Regions from separate parts of the Mus musculus genome. Here regions 1 and 3 are each linked to region 2. Evidence: chromatin loops called from intact Hi-C (ENCODE). Cell type or tissue: left cerebral cortex. All regions are shown on one strand.

The links. Peaks named below come from ENCODE experiments on the same cell type or tissue, not always from the same donor. Only the 100,000 strongest peaks of a DNase experiment are listed, where the experiment ranks them.
Region 1: a loop joins it to region 2, with 13 times the contacts of the local background. A loop is called at or near these places in 23 of 42 quality-filtered maps.
Region 3: a loop joins it to region 2, with 4 times the contacts of the local background. A loop is called at or near these places in 4 of 42 quality-filtered maps.

The regions. Positions count from the first base shown.
Region 1 is chr2:92,481,835-92,489,834 of GRCm38, reverse strand. No RefSeq gene overlaps it. Among named protein-coding and RNA genes, the nearest start is that of Slc35c1, 26 kb to the right of the region's middle. In left cerebral cortex, CTCF peaks have their summits at 940 (motif pointing left), 3,223 (motif pointing right) and 4,028 (motif pointing left); DNase peaks (open chromatin) are centred at 3,246, 4,007 and 4,970; H3K4me3 peaks cover 285 bases; H3K27ac peaks cover 219 bases.
Region 2 is chr2:92,808,117-92,816,116 of GRCm38, reverse strand. All of the region lies in intron 1 of Gm39880 (a long non-coding RNA gene), which reads right to left. It overlaps Gm32413 (a long non-coding RNA gene), which reads right to left. Exons shown (of 2, transcript XR_374794.3): 2 at 4,398-4,929. It overlaps Gm13791 (a long non-coding RNA gene), which reads left to right. Exons shown (of 5, transcript XR_001783401.2): 5 at 3,033-3,170. Among named protein-coding and RNA genes, the nearest start is that of Gm32413, 5.2 kb to the right of the region's middle. In left cerebral cortex, a CTCF peak has its summit at 4,950; DNase peaks (open chromatin) are centred at 3,566, 4,245, 4,955, 5,938 and 1 more place; H3K27ac peaks cover 3,955 bases.
Region 3 is chr2:92,667,633-92,675,632 of GRCm38, reverse strand. No RefSeq gene overlaps it. Among named protein-coding and RNA genes, the nearest start is that of Gm13816, 71 kb to the left of the region's middle. In left cerebral cortex, no CTCF peak of the experiment used is centred here; DNase peaks (open chromatin) are centred at 2,380, 3,301, 3,832, 5,025 and 1 more place; H3K27ac peaks cover 5,438 bases.

The DNA of each region.
Region 1 (8,000 bases), 330 kb after region 2:
GAACATGGAATCTTATCCTGCCCCACTCTCTCAACCTTTGCTCAGAGTATCTACACTGTATACACTACCCACCTGTTAGTTACACCGCTGTTTCTGCCATGGGATTGATTTCCACAGTATCACTAGCCTTATGCTATATGCAGCGTGCCCATACTGTATACTACCTGCCCACTAGGTACTTAGCCATGACTTTTATTAAGTTTACTATCATAATCAGTTTTTAAAGCTTTATTTATTTATTTTATGTGTATGAGTACACTGCCACTCTCTTCAGACACACGAGAAAAGACCATCAGATCCCATTACAGATGGTTGTGAGCCACCATGGGGTTGTTGGGAATTGAACTCAGGACCTCTGGAGTAGCAGTAGCAGTGGTTAAGTTAGTTCTTAACCACTAAGCCATCTCTCCAGCCTCCAGGGCTTATGTTTTATATACTATATCCACACTGTATACAGTACCTTTTAGGCACTTAGCTATCTCTGTCATCTAATCGACTATCATAGTATTATATGTGTACACACACACACACACACATACATACACGTAGTATTATAGGGTCTGTGTTTTCTTCAGTGCAGCCACACTGAGGCACTTAGTTGTCTCATAAACATTATCGTGTCACAGCTTATGTCTAAATAATCTTTGTTTTACTTGATATAGCAATCTTAGTTCATCATTCATTATTGTTGTCTCTTTCTGTATCTAATTTATAAGTTAGACTTTACCACAACTATGTATATAGAGAAGAAGAGTATAGCATTCATAGAGTTCATTATTGTCAGTGGTTTCAGATATTCATGGGAGTCAAGAATCCATCCCTTGAGGATACAAGAGAATTCCTTCCTGTGTTGCATCAGTCCTAGCAGTGTAGCACACTCTTGGTAGCACCCCTCCTGAGGCCCTGTACTCCTACTTGGCCTAGGACGCCCCCTATAGGCCAAGGAGAGGCCCTCCTCACAGCCTGGTTGGCTGAGGAAATCCAACATACTCCTTATATAATGCAACCTCTGAGGTCGGTAGGTGCCAGGACAGTGGTAGGGTTCTCTCCTCTGGCTTTGCCTGGCAAAAGGAAGATAAATGGTTACTACTAACTGTTGTCTTCCAGGAGAAACTGTGCCGTTAGACCTGAATGGGGGGAGGGAGCCATCATGCTCCAGCAGGGGGGCCAGCCTCTGTATGGGAGGCAAGATGGACAGACAAAGGCGCAGGTCCAGCGAAGAGCGCCTGGATCAAGCTGCACCCGAAACGCTCATCGCTTCTGGACTTTTTCGACTTTTCTAGTTTGAGTCAGAGAAGTTTCCTCTTTCTGCTCCCGAGACTGAAAGAGCCCTGTCTCAGGTAGAGCTAAATGCCCAGAGACTGAGCCATCAACAGGCTTAGGACCATCACCATACCTCAGCTCTGTTTCCGTGCTGCCTTCTCTCTTAGGCTGGCTCTGCTTTCCCATCCAAAGATAACGTCTAAAAGTCCGAATCCAGCCGAGCCACTTCCGTGGGAGGAATAGTTCTTTACTGGTCAGCGTTTATCACACCAGTGCTGTGTAACAAGCAGTTCTGAAAGCTCAGTCACTGACTACAATTTTTCTTTTCACTCTCATAAATATGTGGGTCATGGGTCATGCTGAACTCCAAGCTTCAGCTGGCCTTAGTGAACTCTCCGTCCTGAGCCTCCCAGGGGAAGCTGCCATGGCCAATGGGGCAAACGCCCCTCAAAGTGGCAGTCAGGGGGAAATCACGCATGGTGCTTCCTTCGGGTCTGACTGGCTTGTCACTGCTGGACAGTTTCCATAGACAGAAGCAGAACAGACGGCAGAGCCCTTGGTGGCTCAGAGGGGAAGCCTATCTCCCACTGCAAGGACAGCAGGGAGGACCGAAGGGGCCTTTGTCCACAGACAATGTTATCTTTCTCAAGAGAATTTCCTTGAACTAGGTCCCTCAGCTGATGCAGGGTGCCTACCCTCCCTGTTGTGCCTTGGCAAGAGAGAGGTCGGGAGGCTCACAGGGCACCGTAGCCATCATCAATGCAACAGAGCCTTTGTAGGCAGTCAGTCAACAAATTCGTGAACTGCCTAGACTGGCACTCAGTGGCTCTCAAGGCACATGTCCGTCTGCTGAGAAAGTTGGGGAAAGCACAGGTTCCATGTTGGTGGGTCTAAGCAGAGCCTGGAAGTCATTTCTATGAAGACCCCACTGGGTACAAAAAGACCAGATGAGTCTCTCAGCCTTCAAACACTACTTTTGCATCTGCAAAATAGCAATCCACCTGCCATGTAGACTGGCAGGGCTGGGACGTGGGATGCGGTGCATGGCGGCCTAGCCATTGCCCTTCATCCACCCTACGCTCCCCAACTCCCTGCCTCCAGGAAAGAGCTCACAGTCTGGCAAGTATTGCTGCATTTCCCATTAACGGCCCTAAACGCTCCCTGTAATACCGTTGATGTGATCCCCAAGACTCAATTACAGTTATCAGGCAATTAGGCGCACCACAGCGAGGTGATTGCAAAATTAATGCCGGCCCCATCCAGCGGCTTTGGATCTTCCCATGATTCCACCATCCCACATCTGGGAGATGACAGCTGATCTCCCTAGGAGAAAAACTGTTCTTAGGAGAGAACCCTACAGCTGAGAGCCCTCACTTGCTGAGGGGCTGCAGAACAGGTAAAGTAAGGCAAAGGCAAGCAGGCTGAGCTGGGCAGCTGTCCATGCCTTCCTGACTGATATCATCCCCTTTTAGAGAGAGAAACAAGTCCTCCCTGCCTTCAGTTGTTAGGAAAATAGTCTGTGTGTTGCCTCACTGGGTCTCCAGGGGCTCCTGTCTGAGCCTCTGTGTCCTCAGCTGGGAGGGACAGGGATAGTAAGTCATGGCCAGCCTGTGAATTGGACCAGAGGGCAGTATGAAAGGGGATTCGGAGTTTGCTGTGGACAGCTCCATGTCTTAGTGACCATCTGCACCCTCAGGGGACACTTCGCAGGTCTCTGTCCTTGGGTGACCATGGCACAGTCGTGTTTAACCCCCTTTGGGAGACAGAAGTTTGCAGGTATCTGGATGCATAGAAAGGAGAATCAACTTCTGAATGTGGATTTAAGTGAACTTTGACCCGTACTGTTAATGAAAACAAGGCACACACATGCATGCTCACTGGTGACACCTTAGAATCAATCCCCTAGCCTCCAGGCTCAGCCCCACCAGACCCTTTGTAGTTGAGCCTGTGGTTCCACAACTGTCCACAAGACGGCGCTCCCACTCTAGTAGTCCCCGGACCCTAATGCATTGCTATTCAAAACGGAGCCAGGACTTGGTTGTCAAAAGAGAGAAAACGCGGCTGCGGAGGGGAGGGCGAGTGTTCTAGCTCCCACCCAGTGATCCCTGCCCTATTTCTTACAGCGAATTATGGTCTGAAACAGGGAGTCGGGAAAATCTGTAGTCACCATCCTGTTTGGAGCTTAAAGACAAGGGAAGCCAAAGTTATGAAAAGTGAGTTTTCGGGTTTTTCAGACGATCCCTCAGTTACTGACTCTGTGGCCACAAGTAGATTACGTAGCTTCTCTATCCCTCTGTTTCCTCAGTTCCTCCCCAGTTTCTGTGCAAACCCACTTAACATCTACAAGTGTCTATATATTCAGATCACTGGCTGCTTTCCTAATGCAGGTCTCATTTCAGCAGCGACACACACACACACACAGAGGCACACACACATAAGCACAGGTACACACACAGAAGCACACATGTGTGCAAATTAACATGCACACACATGCACAGGTACACATATACACCCAACAAGGCCTCCCTGACCCTCTCTGCTGATACTTCTTGTGACATGAAACCGTCACATTGCTTGGGAAATTTGTTTTGTATGTTGATTTAGTCTTCTCCTGGACGGCGCACTTTTAATGGAAGTAAGACCTGAGTGTCCTCGTCCCTGAAAGGCGAGGACGCGCATGATATCTGGTGGATCCCAAAGCCCAGGCAATCTCTCCCGCTCTGCCCAGCCGGCGGCGGCTTTAGCTCTGTGCTGGTGCTGCCCTCCAGTGGCGCTGGGCCCATGACACCTGCTTTTTTTAGTGTCCAAGCGTAATCTTTTCATCCCCTCTATCTACATGGGTCCACCACTAGCCCCGAGGCTCTGTAGAAAGTGGTGGAGAAGGTGGGACCTTGTCTCCCAATGATCATCTCACCTAAGTCTGAATTGCAAGCCCCTGAGAAAAATAAGCTTAATGTCAGAAGACCCCTTGGGGCCGACTTAATAAATACGGTGTCTGTCTTTACATAAAACCCTGCAGGGGCCAAGCCAGTCTGACTCTATTTTACTGATGAAACTCTAAGACCCAGCATCATACAAAGATAAAATTGTCTGGCCTGGGACTGAAGAGATGGCCCAGCCGTTAAGAAAGCTTGCTGTTCTTGCAAAAGATCCAAATCCGGCCCTCAACATTTCCGTCGAGCTACTCACGACGACGATCTGGAACTCCAGCTCCAGGGCATCCGACACCCTCTTATAGCCTCTACAAGCACACACAAACACGAGGCATACGAAGAAATAAAAAATAAAAAATTTAATTGCCTGTCCTAAAGGACCTGAGAACTCGCTCCTCCACCCTCCACCTTCCAGGCACAGGGCAGCTGCACCTTGTGCAAAACCGCGGCCGCATAAACCGGTCCCTGGAGTGGTATCTTTCTTCTGTAAGACTGCCATTTCTTTTTCCCCTCGACATTGTCACTAAATATTTCACTGAGGATCTGCAGGAAATTAGGGCGGGCCGTCTTCATAGGGTCAAGTCGCATCTTTCTTTCCAGAGTTATTGGTTTTTCGGGCCACCATTTCATCACTTATAGAGCGCTCAGATGACAACGTTACAAGACACAGATAAGAGATTCCCATGTCGGTGGCTGTGAATGTGGGCAGTGGTAAGCTGGGGCAGGATTCGCTCACAGAATTTACAAACTGCGACGCGCGTAAAAGAGAGCGCATGCGCTGCCGCTTTGCCTATGGCGGGTTTGCAGTCCCCATTTAGTAACCCACTTGGCGCCTCCAACTCACGGAACTTGGGCAACGCTTGGGAGGCTGTTCTGGTGGTTTTGTTTGTTTGGTTTTTACAGAGACTATTGCTTTGTGATCAACTTCACTCAAGCAAATTACACAAAGCCACATAGTTTCGGTTTCAGACAGGTCTCACCCTACTGCGTTTCCCTGGTTCTGCCCTCACCACCATCACCACCACCACCACCACCACCACCACCACCACCACCACCACCAGAGGAGGTGGGATAAAGAAGACTAACTTAGCAAATTCCAGCCAATGCCAGGCCGTGTGAGAGTTGGCTGTGACTGTGTCCCCTGCATATAATTTGGTTGGCCCAGCTGTCAGGACAACTGGTGATGCTGCACGCTGAAGAAGGGGGGCCACCCATCCCACCTGAGGGGCCGGAAGGGGCTTTTGGTTCGTGTTGGGTGGGGGAGGATAGAAAGAGACCATAGGAAGAGAGACAGTCTGAGTTTGAAGTATGTGTAGGGTTATCTACGTTCCTACACTGCCAAGAGGGGCTCCTCAGCCCAGCCTCTGGGGCTTGGCCCTCTAACCTTCCCAGGCTAGCCCCAAAACAGGGCACTCTAGGGAAGAAAAGGGACAGGCAGCCAAGCCAAACTTTGAACCAACTGGTTTTGCTTGCATATAACCTTGAACAAACCTCTCTGCAGACTCTGTCTCCCTGCACCTCAGTTTCTCCCTCCCTCTTTAGAATGGGGAGAACAGTATCATCTGCTCCCCAGAATAAAGCAAACGAATCACAAGAATAGCCCTCCTAAGGGAGGGCAGGAGCCCGGCTCTGACTTCTCACCTCTGAACTGGGTCTGCCTGAAGGGGAGATGGACCAGCTCCAGGGGCCTCTTCACTCTCAGCTGCCCCAATTAGCCTGCTCCTCCCAGCTGCCCCCTTCCCAACACCGCGGAAAAGATGCAGGAGCACTTAGTGAGTATAGGAGGTTGGGGATTGTCTTAATCAGGATTTCAAAACACCACGACCAACTTGGGGAAAAAAGGGTTTATTCAGTTCACACTTCCACATTTCTGTTCATTACCAAAGGAAGTCAGGACAGGAACTGAAACAGGACGGGATCCTGACATCAGGAGTGGATGTAGACACCACAGAAGAGTGCTGCTTACTGGTTTGCTTCCCCTGGCTTGCTCAGCCTGCTCTCTTGTAGAACCCAGGACCACCAGTCCAGGGATGGCACCACCCACAATGGGTTGGGCCCTCGCCCTCTTGATCACTAATTGAGAAAATAAATGCCTTATAGCTGGATCTCATGGAGGCATTTTCTCAACTGAGGCTCCTCCCTCTTTGATGACTCTAGCTTGTGTCTAGTTGACACAGAACCAGGGACACTCGGGTGTCCCACTTGTCCAGTCCCTCACTAGTAAATAGCATCAGCTAGGGCAAAGGTCGTGGCCAGAGCTGGGACTTGCTGCCTGGAAGAAAAGGGGCTTTACTTCCTTTCAAGATCCCAGCTCTCCTCAGAGCTCTAAATCCCCAGATTACCAGACCTCAACGTTCCCATCTGAAAAATGGGATGCCTTAGATTCTCTTGCTGTTTCAACTTTGACTGCCCCGGATGTCTGAACTTGGGGCTCTCACCCCTCCTAGTCCTCCAATATGTTTCTTTGTCTCCCCTTCTTGTGTCTGTTCTGTCATGAACCCCTCTATTTCCCCTCTGCTGCTCAGAGCTCTCAGGCCCTGCCTAGATACATCTGTGACTCCACACACTCTTGTTCTCTTTTCTCTCATCAGCCTCAAGTCTGCTGTGGTCTGGTGCCCCTCCTCATTACTGCGACCCTTCTCTATGCCTGGGCTTCCACACTGATCTGAAAGGTTTCAGGTTTGAGATTCAAGAGGGACACTGAGGCAGATTGTCCTTTGGGTAAGAGGGTCATCAAAAAAGTTGCTGATGCTGTAGACAGAGCACTCTGAAGAAAGATTAGGCACTTCACACAAGGGCCCCTTCTACACTGAAGACGGATGGTGATTATGCAATGCATGATTGATAGGTAGTTTGTGGTATGTGTTTACAGTCAGGCTGCCTCTCAGGGTGAGAGGTCTAGTGTCTGTACTATAAAATCAACTCTGAGGACAGAGAGCAGGCATCTAGGAAAAGAAAAAAAAAAAAGTTAATGGAAGAGATTTGTAAGATGACCCAGCCCTCAGTTACAGTCCTCTGCACCAGGGGCTGCACTAGAGCACAGCAGTTCTCTCCCAGCCTCCAAACACCAAGAGAAGACAATGGAACAGGAGAAAGAATCAGGCAGGCTAGCTCAGACTCAAGGAAGCCCAGGCTAACTGGCCTGGGGCCCACCTCACCCTTCCTACCCTCTAATCTCTGCCAATTTTTAAGAGCCTCTTTATGTTCCTGTCTCCTGTGGAAGACAAGGATGGAGGCACCTCTCTCTCTCTCTCTCTCTCTCTCTCTCTCTCTCTCTCTCTCTCTCTCTCTCTCTCTCTCCCTCCCTCCCTCCCTCTCTCCTTCTCTCTCCCCCTCTCCCCCTTCCTCTTCTCCTCTCTCTCTCTCCCCTCCCCCTCCCCCCTCTGAGTTCCCAGCACCCGGTTCCTGATTGGGAAGGTAGAGGCTAGAGAGCAAGGCAGGAGCCATTGACACAGATTTCCCAGCTGCTTGTTCGGTCCAGTTTGGAAGTCCTTTGGGAAAGGACTGTCCTAAAGGCTCTCCCTTGCCAGCCCCCTCCTCATGGTCCCCGGGACCCTTGAGCTAGTGTCCATCCTTGACCTGAAGAATCAACCATTTTTCACTCAGCGCGGGTCCAGCAACAAGGAGCAGGGGCTTTGGGTGGGAAAACAGAGAAAAGGAAGGGTTACCCACCGTGGGAGGTCTGCTTCTGGGAGGTGTTGAAAAACACCTATTGAGGACTGGAGAGATGGTTCATTGTTTGAGAGCACTTGATGCTCTTGCAGAGGACCCAGGTTCAATTCCCCGCAGCCCCGTGGTGGATCA
Region 2 (8,000 bases):
TCCCAGTGTACTACCCAAAACAGGAAGCAGAGAGAGCTAGGTATAAGGCCAGCATGATATTCTCATCACTGGTCAACTGACTGTCACCCACAGAAGTGTGCCGTTAGCCAATTCCATAAACTAGCCTGCCTGCTTCCACCCCAACCCAGCAGGAACATTCAGGCAGCTGGGGTCTGGGAGAGCTCAGGTGTCCACATCACTGTGATTACATGTGAGATGGCACAGGGCTAGAGATGTCATCTCTTGCTGTCAATATTGTTTGTCTTCATGTGAGAAATGCTAGGCGCCTCTCAGCACTTTCCAGTATTTTCTTTCTTTCCCATCTGCCTGAGGTCAACAATGAAGATAGAAATTCTCCTGTTTCCACAAATATCTGGAGTGTGCAGGACCCACACTCAGGGCCCTCAGAAATGTGTCCAGCAGAGACCTGTAGCAGTGACTTCGGAATTGTCCTGACAAGCCTAGAAACTAGTCACATCAAGAACTTTCTAGGCCTGAGGAGATGGCTTAGTCAAGTAAGGCACTCTCCTCACAAAAAGGAGGGCTTGAGTTCAGTCCTCATCACTGAGGCGACAAAGCTTAGTGTAGTGGCATACACTGGTAATCTATAATCCCAGAGATGGCACGGTGTGAAAGAGAGGCTGGTGGATCCCTGGAGCTCGCTGGCCAGTGAGCAGATCTTCCTTGGTGAATTTCCAAGTCAACGAGAGACACTGTGTTTCCAGAATTCCTTCCCCAGGGAGATGTAAACAGCATTTGTCCCTTCCTTATAAGGTCCAGACAGTAAACTGAAGTACCCTTCCACCCAAGTTCACCCAGTGAACCAGTGATCCTTATAGGATCATGGGAAAATCCAAAGCAGCCACACTGGAAACTCTTCACCCAGCACAGCTCTGCCTCAGCCACATAGGTGGAGTCTATTCTGTTGACCTGCCCCGGTTTGTATGCTCCAGCACCTCCTGAGACCAGGAGCCCTATGTGACTAGGGTAGAACTACATATCAATGACTGGGAAGAATGGCTGGAGTCTCAAGTTAGGGTTCAACAACCAGTCCCCCCCCCCCCATGCCCAGCTTCTGTGAGGGAATGGCAACTGTCAGCAAGCCCTGTGGCAATGGGCTCTGCAGGCAGACACAGCCGATCTCAGGAAGATGATGTGTTTTCTCCCAGAGGTCCACATTCTACAGCACTCTGTCTCAAGCAACAAGTAGAAGGCAGTGGAGGAACACCTGAGATTCTTCCATGATCTTCATATACACCTGTACACATGTATGCTTGCCCATGAGCACACACACACACACACACACACACACACACACACACACACACACACACCTTTCAACCCCTTCCTTCTCTGCCCCCAAATTTAATTCATCCACTCTGGCTGGGTTGGTTTTGATCCTCTGAACACAGCTGACAGGCAGCCCATTCAACATGGAACCCAGCTCTCTTGGGAGAGTGCAGCCAGAGAACAAGTTCCAGAGGCTGCCTTGCCTAGGCTGGAACTGAACTTCTGGCACTCACTAGCTGTGTGACCCAGAAGACAACTGACCTTCCCAGGGTTATCACCCTCTTATAAAATGCCAACGAGCTGCCAGGCATGCCTGTGCATGAAATGATTGCCTGGGTTCCCCCTCTTCCCCAGGCCCACATCTGACTTGGAGGGAGACGCATCCCCACTTGCTCTTCTTAGGATATGCTGTGTGTGAGCACAGGCTTGACCTGGCTCAAATCTGGCTCCGTCCACTAGGTTTCCCTGGAGCCTCAGCCATCTCCTTGAACCTCAGTCTCAGCAGCCACAGAGGCCAGGGGCGTGAAACAGCTATGCCCATTCGTTTCCCCTTTCTGGGCTTCCTCTGAGCTCTCAGCATCTGCTCTTGACCACAGCCCTCATCTGGAATGTCTCTTTCTGGCATGTCTCTTGCAATGGGACACTTGTGCCTCCTCTCTCTTTGGGGTGTCCCCTCCCCAGGAGATTGGTGCTCTCAGGAGGTAGCCTCTGTGCCTGTCTCCTATCTGCTTCCTCAGAGATCTTGGGTCTGCACACAGGGCCCTCAAGGACAACCCACTGGGGTCCCTCAGATGGAGTATGTATATGTAAAGTTCTCTTCTGGCTCTGCCTCCACTGGGTTCACCCAAAGGCACTTTGAAGAAGCTGTCATATGAAAGATACAACTGTATTCAGCACACACTATGTGGACTTGGGATTCTGACCTTGGTGTGGGTTGACTGAAGCCATCAGCTACTGTGGAACTGATTGTGTGTGTGTGTGTGTGTGTGTGTGTGTGTGTGTGTGTGTGTCTGTGTCTGTGTGTCTGTGTATTATTTGCCTTCAAGAAAGTAAAACAATGTTTTCTTTTCATATGCAATATGAAATAGACAATAGCAACAATGAAAACTATGCAACTGGACTGGTCTCAGTTTACTTTACCTCAGGGTTTAAGGCAGGAGGGCAAAAATCTAGAGCCATCTGCACTGGGACAGGTGTGAGGAGGGCTAGGTGGGGAAGCACGAAGGGGCTTATCAGTACAGCTGCCCCTGACAGCCGCTCTTGGGTCTGCATTCTAGGCAGCAAGCAGCTCCTCCATCTCTCGGTTGGAGTTATTAATGAGAATTATTCATTATTGAACAGCTAATGCTTCTTTGCAGTTGACACATTCAAAAACAAGCACCAAAAGGACGCAGAGTTAAAGGTCGCCCTCTGTCCCAGTTCCCCTTCCTGGAGGCAGCCAGGGCTGCTGTCCTTTGTGTGTTCTTCCAGATACAGCGTGTTTACGCTGGAGGAAAACTATTTATGCTCTGTGTTTGTGTGCTTAAATCCGTGTGTTTCCTTCAGTCGTACGCAATGGTGGCAGCCCGTGTCTGCCGTTCTGCCCCGTGCTTCTTTGCTTTGTGCTGGGTTGGAGGTGGGAGCTTACTAATTTGCAGAGCACCATGGTTACCCATGTGTCTGTTATAGAACAGCTCTTGCTTTATTTAGCCTGTCCTCCCTCCATGGACACACAGGTTATTCTTTTTTATTTTTTTTTTCAGAGGCAGTCTTCTCCAAGTCCGCATCCTCCGTGGCCCAAGCTCATTTGAAGGGGCAGATGATGTTGTTACCTGGTAGCCCCTGCAGCTGTCACCCCTGCAGCTCCCCCAATGCACCATCTGCTCCAGCTATGGCTCGTTTTCAGGCAAGTTGTTACAGGAACCTCCAGGGGTCACCTTTCACAGTCCTCTGCACCCCCAAATCCAGTGCGTCCTTTGAGTTCTACAAGAGACCCTGGCACATCTGCCGGCCCTCCTTGACTAATAGCACTTCTTGGGTCAGAGGCTTCACCATGGCTTGGACCACTGCAATAGCTGCCTTTCATGTAATGGAACACCAGACAAGGTCCATTCGGGAAAGAAATCTCAAGTCTCCATTCCTGCCCCGTTCCCCTCCCGTCGTGCTATGATTCTTGTTACTCTACACCCATCCAACTTTTATCCCATCGCCTACTGTGCCTTCTCTAGGGCACCATCCACACTCAGATCCCTCCCACAGTCCTAATTCCCTTTTCAGTCAAGTTCCAAAGTTAAACAGCATTTTCCCCAAGAAGGCTGCTGTGGCATACCACCTTAAGGAGGTTATTCATCCATCATTATACCTTCTCTATGGATTTAACTCAGTTGCCATAACAAGTAGAGATCTGCTTTTGTGTCTCTGCAAAGGCCACCTTCTCCACAGGAATAGCAGAGTCATCTGGAGGTTTAGGGACATTTGTCGTCCCCTAGGGAGTTAGCAGTGTCTCTATAGTTAAGTCTGGGTTCAGCCATGGCTATAGGCAGGCAGAGGGGAAAATAAAGCAAGACAGAAACAGACCTGTTGTCTTAAAGGCACTGGCTTGGATGAGGCACACACCTTTTCTGCTCAGATCCCATTGTTAGGAATCTCAGGCTGGAAAGTATGGTCTCTCTGGGCAGCCATGTCCACACTGATAACTGTACCTTTCTGGGAGGAAGGCATGCATGGAATTCAGTGGGTATGGAGGAATCTTCTGTTGTGGCCTCTAGGAGACCTTGTGGAGAAGCAGGTAACCCAGGGTTTGGGTGGGTGACTCAAGAACCCCAGGCGACCATCATCCAGGCTGTGAACCATTCTGTGCCTGGTTCTCTGCTGCTCTGTACTAAGGGGACAGTCCTTGGGCTCTCAGTCTCTGTTTTCTCTGACCATGCCTGTGGACTGGGCCTTCTCTAAGATCTCTCTCCTCTTTTGTGCCAGGTCGGTGATAATCAGGCTCATGGTTGAGCACTGGAGCTCAGTTAAGAGCCCCATCAGCAAATAAAAGTCACAGCGCCTCATGGGAGCCATGCAGACAGACAAACCTTCCAGTATCCGAGAAGCGCCTTTGAAGACAGATGCAGAGAGATGTCTTTTTTTTTTTTCATTTTCTTGTGTTATTTTTTTTTGCATTTGATGTAAAATTTGGCAAAGTGTTCAAGACACAAATCTTAAATGTTCCATTAACCAAACGAAACCTCTCGTGACTGGCTGTACTATGTATTAGATGTTATATACAGTAGACCACTACATCAGTAGTTTATGCACTTGAGCTATTTCAGGGTCGTTACATCATGAAATGAAACCTCAAGAAGTTCAATAAAATGTAGAACAATACAATTACAGATGTGTATCATTAAGTTTTCACAAATATTTTAGGAAATACTATCATAGTTTATATAGATATATATAAAACTTGGGAAAAAATCTTAAGTCCTTTTGGTGATATAGCAAGGCAGTATGTTCATTTGTAAAGTGGAAGTCCTGTTAACACGTCTGCATCGTTGACCTTCCAAAGGCTACAAACTGGCTGTTCAGTGCTGAGGCTCTCATCCCAGCTATTTCCTCTTCACATGCAGAAGATTATCTTTGTCATCCTTGACTGTCACAGGCATCCCCACGTTCCTGCCAATACCGGAGTCACCCAATAGGTGTCACTGTGTGCTCTTGAAAGTAATAAAAGTATGCTTAAAAAAAAAACCCTATCTAAAGTTAACTTGGACAAAGGGGATAAAAATCTCATTTGTATTCGAATGAACGACAGCTAATATTTATCCAGCACTTTAAGAGTTGAGGTCACAAGCTGAATTCCCAACACTTCAGGATCCTCATGGTCAGGTGGGGAAACTGAGGCTCTGAGACTCTGACTTGGCTGAGACCACACAGTTAATACACAGCACAAGCAGGATCTAGCCTCATTGTCTCTGCATCTGGAACCTTCCTTTATAACAAAGCCACCAGAGTAAGCTGTACAGGAGTAACTTGTCCACCATGGTCTCCGCAGACAGCATTCTGGGCTTATTTATATCTGTCCCCATTGGGAATGGAAGCATGGAAGACAAAGGATACTCTACTTGGGGATCACTCATGTCGGTCTTCTGTACCTATGGAGAACAGGAACCATCCTCACCTGGAAGGGCAGCTGTCTCTCTCACAAGGGTGGGCAGTGTCCACACTGCTGGTAAGGGCACCACTGGCCACCACTGGCCTCAATGGGAAAAGCCAGTCTCTGCCCCTCCCCCCTGAATACCTTGGCTGCTGTCACCTCCTCTCACTTTCTGGGGATGATCCCACACCCTCATCCCTGATCCTTTTTCCTCTTCCCACCATCAGCTTCTATCAGCCCCTGATCTTTCCAGATGCCAGTAATTCCAAGAAGAGATCCAGTCAAGAGTCAAGCTGCTGCTGCCCAAAGGACCTGGCTTTGCCTTCTTGGTTTCTGTATCATTACCCCGTCCCAAGACAGCAGGTTCTCTCCCAGCTTCAAAGAAAACAGGAGGCAGAGGAAAAGCCTGTGAGTAGAGAAACATAGGAACTTCATTCTCTCTGCCTCCTTGGAAAGCCACATGGCTGTTGGCAAAGCGTGCTAAAGAGCTGGGAAGATGGTTCAGTCAGTAAAGTGTTCATCTTGTAAGGGTAAGGACTGAGTCCAATCCCAGGACCCACATTTTAAAAAAATGCTAGGGGCTGGAGAGATGACTCAGCAGTTTAAGACACTTGCTGCTCCCAGCACCTACACCAAGCAGTTCACAACCACACGTAACTCCAGCTTCAGGGCATCTGCCCTTGTCTGAGCTCTATGGCACCTGCACACACGTGGTTTATGCACACACGCACATAACTAAAAATAAAAGTGCTATTAAAAAAGTGCTAGTCATGGTAGAACACTCTTATAATCCAAGTGTCTAGGAAGGTAGAAACTGATCCCCAGGGCTTACTCTGGCTGTCCAGCCTAGATCACATGGTGAGTCTCAGGCCAGTGACCTGTCCCTCCCCAACCCCCCAAAAACCTAGGAAATGGAAATGATAACCAAGGTTGTATACACACACACACACACACACACACACACACACACACACAGAGTGATTGTGTAAGTATGTGTGTGTGTGTGTGTGTGTGTGTGTGTGAGAGAGAGAGAGAGAGAGAGAGAGAGAGAGAGAGAGAGTATGTTTGTGTGTGTATGTGTGCTGTGATAGGGTTGGACCCTCCCTACTCTTCAACTTGCAAGGCAGCCAGGATTTGGAGTCTGAGAAATGCCTTTTCTCGTCTGTTTTCCAGGGTATCGCTTTTCTTAGGGCAAAAGATTGCTTCAGCCCCTTCTCCCTTCTCCTCAAGCTTGCCTGGCTCATCACAATAACCAGTCACATGGAGAACTTTCTCAGCCCAGCCTCACTGTGGTTCCCATGGCAACCACAGTGGCAGGTCAGATACCTCTCCTTCCCCATCCCTAAACCCAGAGGGACCCGACCTGACTCCCTGAGCATGACAGACAGCTCAGAGGTTTCTCTGGAGCTCAGGAGCTGGAGACTCCATTTGTCACCCTGGCTAGCTCTGTGTGCTTACTCTGAAAAAGTCTCTTAGAGACATACTATCTCTCATCCCCAGACGAGTAGCAACTCTGCTCCTGGATGAGGCTACCCCACTCAGAGCAGGTCACAGCCCACCACTGGACTGGAAGGTGGCGAGAACTCTCCCTAAGAACAGAAAGAAAACAGTCAAGGGTGGTAGGTCCCTGCCAGACCCAGTCTCCAAATCCCAAGGTTGTCAGGGTCAGATGGGCAATGGGATTTAGAGAAGTGGTAGGGGCAGAGGTCATGGGGTAGTTGATGGGCACCCTGCTGACTTTTGCCCGAAGCCTGACGGAAGAAGGCCAGGTGAGCGGGGCTTTGCCAATAAGACCTAAACTCCTGGTTTGCCCTGCACTCAGGTGTCCCCCACCCCTTCCCTACTCACAGCAAGCTGCCTGAGCCTGATGTTTCTTCCAGCAAGGATGCTTCCAGGAGACTGACCGAGGAGGGTCCTAACATTACCAACCACCTCTGGGGACTGTGGGGATGCTGAGCGGGTGGCTTGGGCAGCAGCATGGGCTGGCACTACCATCTGTTACCTCCCTCCATGGCAGTGCCCAGCAGGCCTCTGACTCAACCTTTGTTGCTCTCAGTCAACTTTGGACCTGAGTCCGTGAGTGGGTGGGTAATGAGCCCTCTCACCCTGGCAGTGGGGCATGAGGAAGAGGGAGGAAGGAGGGAGGGAGGGATGGAGAAACAGAGAGAGACAAAGAGATGGAGAGACAGAGACAGAGAGAGTATGCTCCTAGGGGCTGTGTGAGAGGGACCAGGCTGCTCTGATATCTCTGAGCAGTTGCCTCTGTTCCCCTGAAGGTGGGGATGGGTTGTTCTGTTAGGGAGTGGAGCGCTCAAGTTGAACACCTGACTTGACCACCTTAGGAGGCTCAGAAGATGTTGGTGTGCTCTCTTCTGCACTTGCAGACACTATGCAGAAGTGGGAGTGGAGAGGGAGTGTCTGGATGCAGGGCTGGGGGCTGGGGGTTGGTGGCAGAGGCTCACCAGCGCTCTGCTTTGCCTCTGTCTTGGGTTTCTCTTTGACTCTGAATCTCTCCGACTCTTTCTATCTTCTCCTGTCCCTCAGAGCAGCAGTTTCCATCTCTCAAAAAGGCCGGAGGACAAGGGGGATG
Region 3 (8,000 bases), 140 kb after region 2:
AGGAGGAAGGAAGTCTGTTCACAGGGAGACCTCCTGCAGAGACTGGTAGCCTGTCCCTGGAGGATGCTGAGTCCCTGTGTGGGGTAGCTGTGGGCGACAGCAGAGGCGGAAAGAGAGGAGAGGTGTCTGGGAGGCAGATGAGACAGGGCTGGGTGACTGATGGGCCGTGGGAGGTGAGTGACGCTTGGGGACTATGAATAACAGCAGCTTCTGGGAGACTGTGGGGGGCAGCCCCCCTACACAGACAACCCGGATGCCTGGCTCAGAGCAGTGCTGTTAGCAAGCTGTCTTCTCCCTGTGGTGCACCGTGATCCCCAAGCCTTTGCCCACATTGCGTCTTGAACAAAAAGATGCGCTACGTATGGGTCTGCCTCAGCTTAAATAAACTACTAGGAAACCTTTTCCAAAAACTTTCTCCGCTCTGCTTTTAGCACCTGACCCCCAAATATGCTATGCATGCACCCACAATATGTCCCTGTCCCTTTTAATACTTGTCCCCACAAATAGCTTACCAACTGTCCCAGGAAGGGTAAGAGTCACTTACAATACCTGGCAGATAGGATACAACTTAAGGCGATATCACACCTTCAAACATGGAATATGGGAGAAGATGGGACTTCAGTATGGGCTGCCCTAGGGTGAAGGAGCCTGGAACTCATCCCAGAAATGCATGGGCAGTTAGTTCTAAGGACCAGAAGCTCAACCTGTGGCTGCAACTCAATTATTGATAAAGTGCTTCTCTAGCATGCGCAAAGCCTCAGGTCCAACCCGCAGCAGTACTTGAGTGTGGTGTTAGAACATGCATGTGATAAAGTACTGCGGAGGTGGTAGCAGGAAGGTCAGCTGTTCAAGGTCATCCTCTGGGGCAGTTAGTTGAAACCAACAGGAGCTATACAAGACCCTATAAATCAATCAATCAATCAATCAATCAATCAATCAATCTTCAGTTCCTTTAAGGACCTGAAATCCAGAGGGGTTGGTCTGCCAGGCCATTTGGGCTTCTCTGCCCCTGCCCACCTCACCCCATCCCTGCCAGTCCTGCCACCATTGAGGTCTCCAGAGCACTGGCCCATCAGCCATTCTCAGAAAGGGAACAGCTCTAGAGTTTACAGTGCCCACCTCTCCCCTGGGAAAGCTTTTCCAGGGGCCATTGGAGATTCAATTTCCAAACACAAATGAGGTTTGAGGTTAACCGCACCTTCATTTCCACGTGGAAAGTCCTGGAGTGAAGCCTTCCTCCCTTCCTTCCATCCTTTGCTGACAAACCCATCCACTTCCATTCCCAGCAACCCACCCTCCACCACTGTAAGGGGAAAAAGAAATGACATTTTCCCTTTACATTGGAAATACTTAAAAGTCCCAAGAATAGATTTATAGGAATATTTTAACCTTTTCTTTGATCCTTGAAATGTCATTGTTCTGTGGGCTGAATCGCCAAGGGTGACCTTTTCCAGTAACCGCGGGGTGGGGAGCTCCTGCTGGCTCTTTGAAAGGAGCTTCATAGCTCTCCCTGCATTCCACCCCTACCCCAGCCTGAGCCAGTGGAAGGACCAGAGAGGTAACAAGGAGGGCTGGCTCCTCAGCCTGATGCCACCACACATGTGACCTTACCTGCCCCACAGAGCCCAGGCAGTTCCTCCAGCTCTGCATGGGACCAACCACTTGCCCTCCCCACTCTGTGGCCTTGAGACCCACACACGTGGAGATGTGTGGGACTCTTCACAGAATGCACTGGGGGAGGGGGTAAGATCAGACAGTGTGTGTTGTATTTAGTAGTTTCTGTGGAAAATAAAAGACCCTTTGAGTTTTTGCCCAGTGGCTGCCAACAATAAGTACTTATTTTCTGAGTGTATACATGTATGTATGGTGTATGTATTTATTGCATGCACATGAACATATGGTGCTTACAGTAGGATGATGGGTGCCTTCCTCTATACCTCTCTATCTTATGGCCTTGAGAGATAGGGTCTTTCACTGAACTGCAAACTCACCTTTCCCACTAATCTGGCCAACTACCTCTTTTCTGACTGAGCCATGTCTCTAGCTCCCAAACACTTATCTTTGAATGCAGAGGTCTTACAAGTATCTTGTGATCTATGCCAGCTTCTTCCAGGCATCTCTACTTCAGGATACAGACTCTGTACTCATGTGGGGATCCACAAAGGGGCTGACCACCTCATGATGAGGTCGCTGTATTAATCCATACAGCCTCTCCAGGTTTGGGCTCCACACTTGGCCAATATCAATCTCACCTACTTTCGGTTGGCCAAGCCAAGTCACTCGACTTGGATCCTGCAATGGGGCAAGGGTGAAGGCGTGGGCTCAGGGGAGAGGGAAGCAGCTATCTGCTGGGCAGAAATCCAGTCTATCAGAGCTTGTAAAGCCTTGGCACCATGCCTGTCTGTGACAGAACTCCGAATATGAATTCCTTTTCATACAACATTGCAACATTATTATGTTTTACGGCTCAGATTAATTCATTATAATTCACTGTAATAGCATCAGCCTTTTGGCTGATCGCACACGCCTTACTGTCCGGCTCCTGTGGGCCATGAGGTATCACACATGAATCAGCTCTCCCCTGATTCAGAAGCTTAATGCCTTTAAGCTTTTAAACTTTAATTATCTTGATGAAATTGTTTGTGGGGGTGTTTCACACCTTCCTACCTTTTTAACTAGAGCCCGCTGAGTGCCACTGAGCCCTTCACATTGATAGACTGGGGCCTCGGTGATGGGACCTGCCCAGGTTCTCTGCTGGCACACGGAGATGCTAAACCTGGTCTGTGCAGCACTGACTGGCCCAGCAGGGCACTCTTTACATTATGTCTACAACAAGTGGCCAGAGGACATCTGTCCTCTATGGATCTGCTTGTCAGGATCAGAAATGAAGAACCACAGACTCTGGCTAAACCCATTTTGGCCTCCCTAAAATCTGTTCTGATGGTTGCAGGGGTGGATTTTTTTCTAACAGACTATTCTAGTGGGTCTAATCTGAGTGTAGCTTCAGGAGCTCACGGTGCTCAAAGCACTTGAGAAGCAGTTAACCTACTCATCCTTCCCTGTGAGAGAGCCCGGTGGAAGTTTCACAGTAGCTGAGGAACTTCCCTTATCCCAGCCCCTCACCCTGCTTCCTTTTCTTTAGCCTTCATCTGCCCCTTCACACCCTTTCTCCAGAGTCCTTCTCTTTTCTGCCCATTTTGCTCCATCCTGCCTCCTCCTGTTCCCTCCCTCTTCTTTTCTTACTGTGGATAGAAGAGGCGTACCAACATTTAAACACATTCTAAAATAACTGGCTCATTCCTTCTGGTGCTGCTAGGCACCTCCTTCATCTTAAATTGCTTTGGGAACATGGGGGTGGTGGTGGAGCTCAGTTGGTAGAGTGCTTGCCTAGCCTGCAGAGAGTCCTGAGTTCGGTCTCCAGAATCACAGAAACTGGGTGTGGTAGTGCACACCTGTAATCCCAACACTCCAGCGGTGACAACAGGATGATCAGACGTTCAACATCATTCTTAGCCTTATAGCAAATTTGGGGCCAGCCTGAACCACATGAGACCCTACCTTAAAAGTGGAAATAAATTTTTAAAAAATCAAATCACAACTTGCTTCTGAAAACACTTGGGTTCTTGTCAGTCAACCTGTGGCTGTCTACCCCAACCCTTGGAGGTTAATTAAGTAAGCTCAGATGTCTTTCCAAATGTGCTAGGGATCACCTAGCTGTTCTGTGGAGGAGCTACGGCCTTGTGGAGCTGTCCTGGGTGCTGAAATGTTTCTCCTGCTCTGTTCTGCAAGCCATTGAAAGCGGTTGCTTTTCCTGCCCAGTCTTCTGAGCTGTTTAAAGTGGATACCAGAGCTTTTCGTTTCAGTTCTGTAACCTCATTGCTATGCCAGTGACAGATGTCTGTCTGCTTCGCTGGCCAGGATTTTTTTGGAAGGTGTTTAGGCCAAGAACAGTTGTCTATGGAAATAACCTCCAGGCTGTGACAAGCTAGCTCCTGAATTGGTTGCACAGAGACCTACGGCAGGGAGGAACCAAACTGACCAGTACCATGGTCTTACCTATACCCTCCACTTGCTAGATGCAGGATATTGGGATGGGCAATGTCTGTCCTATTCTGGACTCCAAAACCCACTTGGTAATGTGATCTACAAGATGGCAATCAACTCTCACGGGGGCATCTATAATTGTAAGGCCAGTTGGGGGGAGATGATAAAGTGGAGATAATGGTAAAGAGCCCTTTACAAAGAGTCAGGAGCTGTGCTTCATAACCTGCCACCAAAAGTTGTGTCATCTGGTGCCATGCTTTGACCTTCATCCCCAGACCTTCGAGAGGCTGGAAAGTCTAAAATCAAGCAGGCTTGTCTGGTGACACCTGCACTCCTCTTACAAGATGGTGTTTGAGGCTTCATCATTGGAGTGGGGTTACCATCTTGTGCTATCATGAGAAATGCAGAAGAGAAAGAGAACCCTGTGCCTCATGGAGCCTCTTCTAGGAGGAAGACTCCTTACTATATAGCCCAGGCTGGCCTCAAACTTTTGCCAACCCTTCAATCCCAGCTAATTGAGAAGACTGTCATGTTGGCTATTAAGTATCAATACCTGAACTTTGGAGGTGAGACATTTAAACCATAAAGGGATAAAGCAGGAGAAAGGGATCGCTTGCTCTCCTGCCAACTCCCTGCTGCTGCCCAGGGCTTCTGAGACAGGCTCTGCCCCCTTGGAACGAATGGTCCGGGTATAACAGACTAGAAAAGAGAGGAAGGAAAAGTGCCTTTCCCAAGGCAAACAAGCAAATAGCCTTTCCCATGCTTTCCTGACACTGGGAGATTTAAATGCAAAATGTCCCTGACGAACACCTGCATTTGAACATGCTGGCTAGTGGTGCTGTTTGGGGGGACTTGTGGAGCTTTTAGGAGGTGAGAACCTAGCTAAAGGTAGTCGGTGACCAGGAAGCAGGCTTTATAGGTTATGTCTCTGGCATTGTTTCCAGCCTGGATTCTGTTTTGATTCTCCCTCATCTAATCCGTATTCATTTATTCATTCATTTATTTTGAGATAGGATCTCTCAAGGTCCAAGTTGGCTTCGAGTTTATTACATAACAGGAGGAGCTTAGGCTTCTGTTTTTCCTACCCCCACCTCCAGAGTGCAGGAGTGTGCAGGACAGACTGGCCTTTACAGCCAGTTTGTATGTGGTGGTGAGGATCAAGTCCATGCTAAACAAGCACACCACCCACTGAGCCACACCCCTATGCCACCACTGATCACTCTACAGTCAAATTACCAGTATGCCCTCATAATGGCTGACCTCCCCGGAGCAGGGACTCTGTGACAGGCACAATCACATGCTTCTCCTCCCTGAAGCCCAAGGAGGGAAGGACTGATATTAGTGCACGCTAGTGGCTAAGGCTGCTAACTCTGAAGCTGGTACGCAACTAACCACCCCAAGGTCAAGGGCTAAAATTCCATAGCTATATTCTCTCCATGTCTATGGCCCTTGCTCATGCTGGCAGCTATTATGCTGTCCTAACTTTTCCCCTTAAGTATAGTTATATATGTATTTCATGCCTCTCTCTCTCTCTCTCTCTCTCTCTCTCTCTCTCTCTCTCTCTCTCTCTGTGTGTGTGTGTGTGTGTGTGTGTGTGTGTGTGTGTGTGTGTGTGTGTGTGTGTTTGGCGGTCAGAGGGCGACTTGTGATTCTCTCCTTCCACTATTTGGGTCACTGTAGTCTCCCCTCCCCCAGCCTGAAACCTCCCGACAGGAGGCCGAAGACTAGCCTCAGCTTTACAATTTGCATTTGAATAAAGTACCTGGACTTCCCCAAAAGAAGTTCTGCTTTCCTACTTTCTCACTGTCGAGATTTTGTCTTTCAAGCAGGTAAATCAACATTCTCGAGCCGGACCAGCAGATGTGCATCCCCGCCCCCCTAGAGCACACAGGTGGCAGCTGTTATCTCCATTCTCAGGACATTTCCAGCACGTGGCTTTCAGTCTGAGCTAAAAATTAGGTTTACCAAGAGGGCTAGAAAAGTAGCTATTTCTATATTAATAAAGATTGGTTTTTATTTTGATAGACAGGCTTGGTCCCTTAGCTGACCTCTGGCTTTTCACCCTTGCTGTTACTGCAATGTGTCCTTAGCTCCTTAGGCTGTGAAAAAAACAGGGATGAAGAGGAACGACTTCCAGCTCCTATTTTAGCCACAAATCGTGGTGTTACTAATGACATAATTATTGCTGAGGCCTTGCTAAATCTGAGGTTGATAATTCTCCTTTAGGAGCTGCACAGCACTCAGAACTGTACATACTGGTTTGTGATCGTACAAATTCAGTATGGGTATCGCTTGGTGCAGAGAGCTACTGCAGGGGAAGGTCCAGCTTGACCATTTCTGAGTTTCCTGTGAGATAAACCCGGTTTGAAAGAGGTTGGTATCAAATTTTGGCTAAAAACCAAAAATATTTTCGGCTCTGCCTCCCCTCCCCAAAAGATACTGAGAGCCACAGGTGTGGGTCTTAACAGTACCCACGGGAGGAATCGGGTCAATGTCCACCCAAGCCAAGGTTAAAAGCCCACTCATCTATGGATGAGAAAATCATTTGATCACCTCAGTTAAGCGTTGCCGTATTTAACTTAATTAATAGGGGGGGAGAGAGATTGGAGACCGTACTATTGAAAGGGCAAGCCCTTCACTGTCTCCCACCCAAATAAAAAAGCCAATTGGCCTTGTACTACAGAACCCCTTCTCCCTGTTTCCCACCTATCATCCAAAAATGCGGAGGAATATCAACTTAGTGTTATTCTTATTATAGTGTATTTCAAATTTGTTCAGTCAAACTTAGCCAGAGTTCCAACGCCCTACTTAAAATTCAACTAGAAAGTTACCTACCAAGTACTAATTAGCATCATAAAGTCAGAGCCTGCAGCTCCAGGCTTTTCAGTTAGTTGTTTACTAAGATAAGAAAGGACAGTCTTAAGCCAGATACAGTTTACCATAAGAAAAGTTAAAGAATCCCAGGGAAGCAGGTTTTTTCTTTAGCCCTAGATTCCAGGCAGAACTATTGAGCATAGATAATTTTTCCCCTCTCAGGCCAGCTTTTTCTTTTTTTTTAATTTTGTTAATAAAAGGGAGGAAATGTAGTCTCCCCTCCCCCAGCCTGAAACCTGCTTGCTCAGGGGTGGAGCTTCCTGCTCATTCGTTCTGCCACGCCCACTGCTGGAACCTGCGGAGCCACACACGTGCACCTTTCTACTGGACCAGAGATTATTCGGCGGGAATCGGGTACCCTCCCCCTTCCTTCATAACTAGTGTCGCAACAATAAAATTTGAGCTTTGATCAGAATAACTGTCTTGGCTACATTTCTTTCTCTCGCCACCTAGCCCCTCTTCTCTTCCAGGTTTCCAAAATGCCTTTCCAGGCTAGAACCCAGGTTGTGGTCTGCTGGCCAGACACAACAGGTCACAGGGACCAAATTCAGATCATCAGGCTTGATGACAAGTGTCTTTACCAGCTGAGCCATCTCTCCTTCCCTGGCATTCTTTTAACAAGGACTAGAAGGCAGCGAGAGGCAGCTCTGCCTTCCTCTTGGCACTGGCTTCAGGTCATTCCAGGCAGCCCTAGGGCACCAGGACAGCACCAAGTTGCACATGGGGCAGGAGAGCAGCTATGGCCAGGCTGCCCGTGGAGTCCTGGAGCTCTGCCCGAGCATTAACAGCCATGCTGAGTGCATGCACCCCTCCAGTGAAGCAGCCTACCAGGGGCTTCCAGGACTCAGGCTGGAGAGCTCCGGGCAGATTTATCCTCCCAGAGGTCAGACAGCAGCTGTATTTCACCACAGGGCCGGCGAAGGCCCTCAGAGCCCAGAATTATGTTTCTATCAAATATCCATTTGTATGGTTTATGGGCTCCTGATGACCTGAAGCCACTGGATCTTGCCAGACACAAGCTCTCATGCCCGTGTGTTCTTGTACTCTCTGTGGACGGTCCACTGCATGTAGGAAAAAGATGG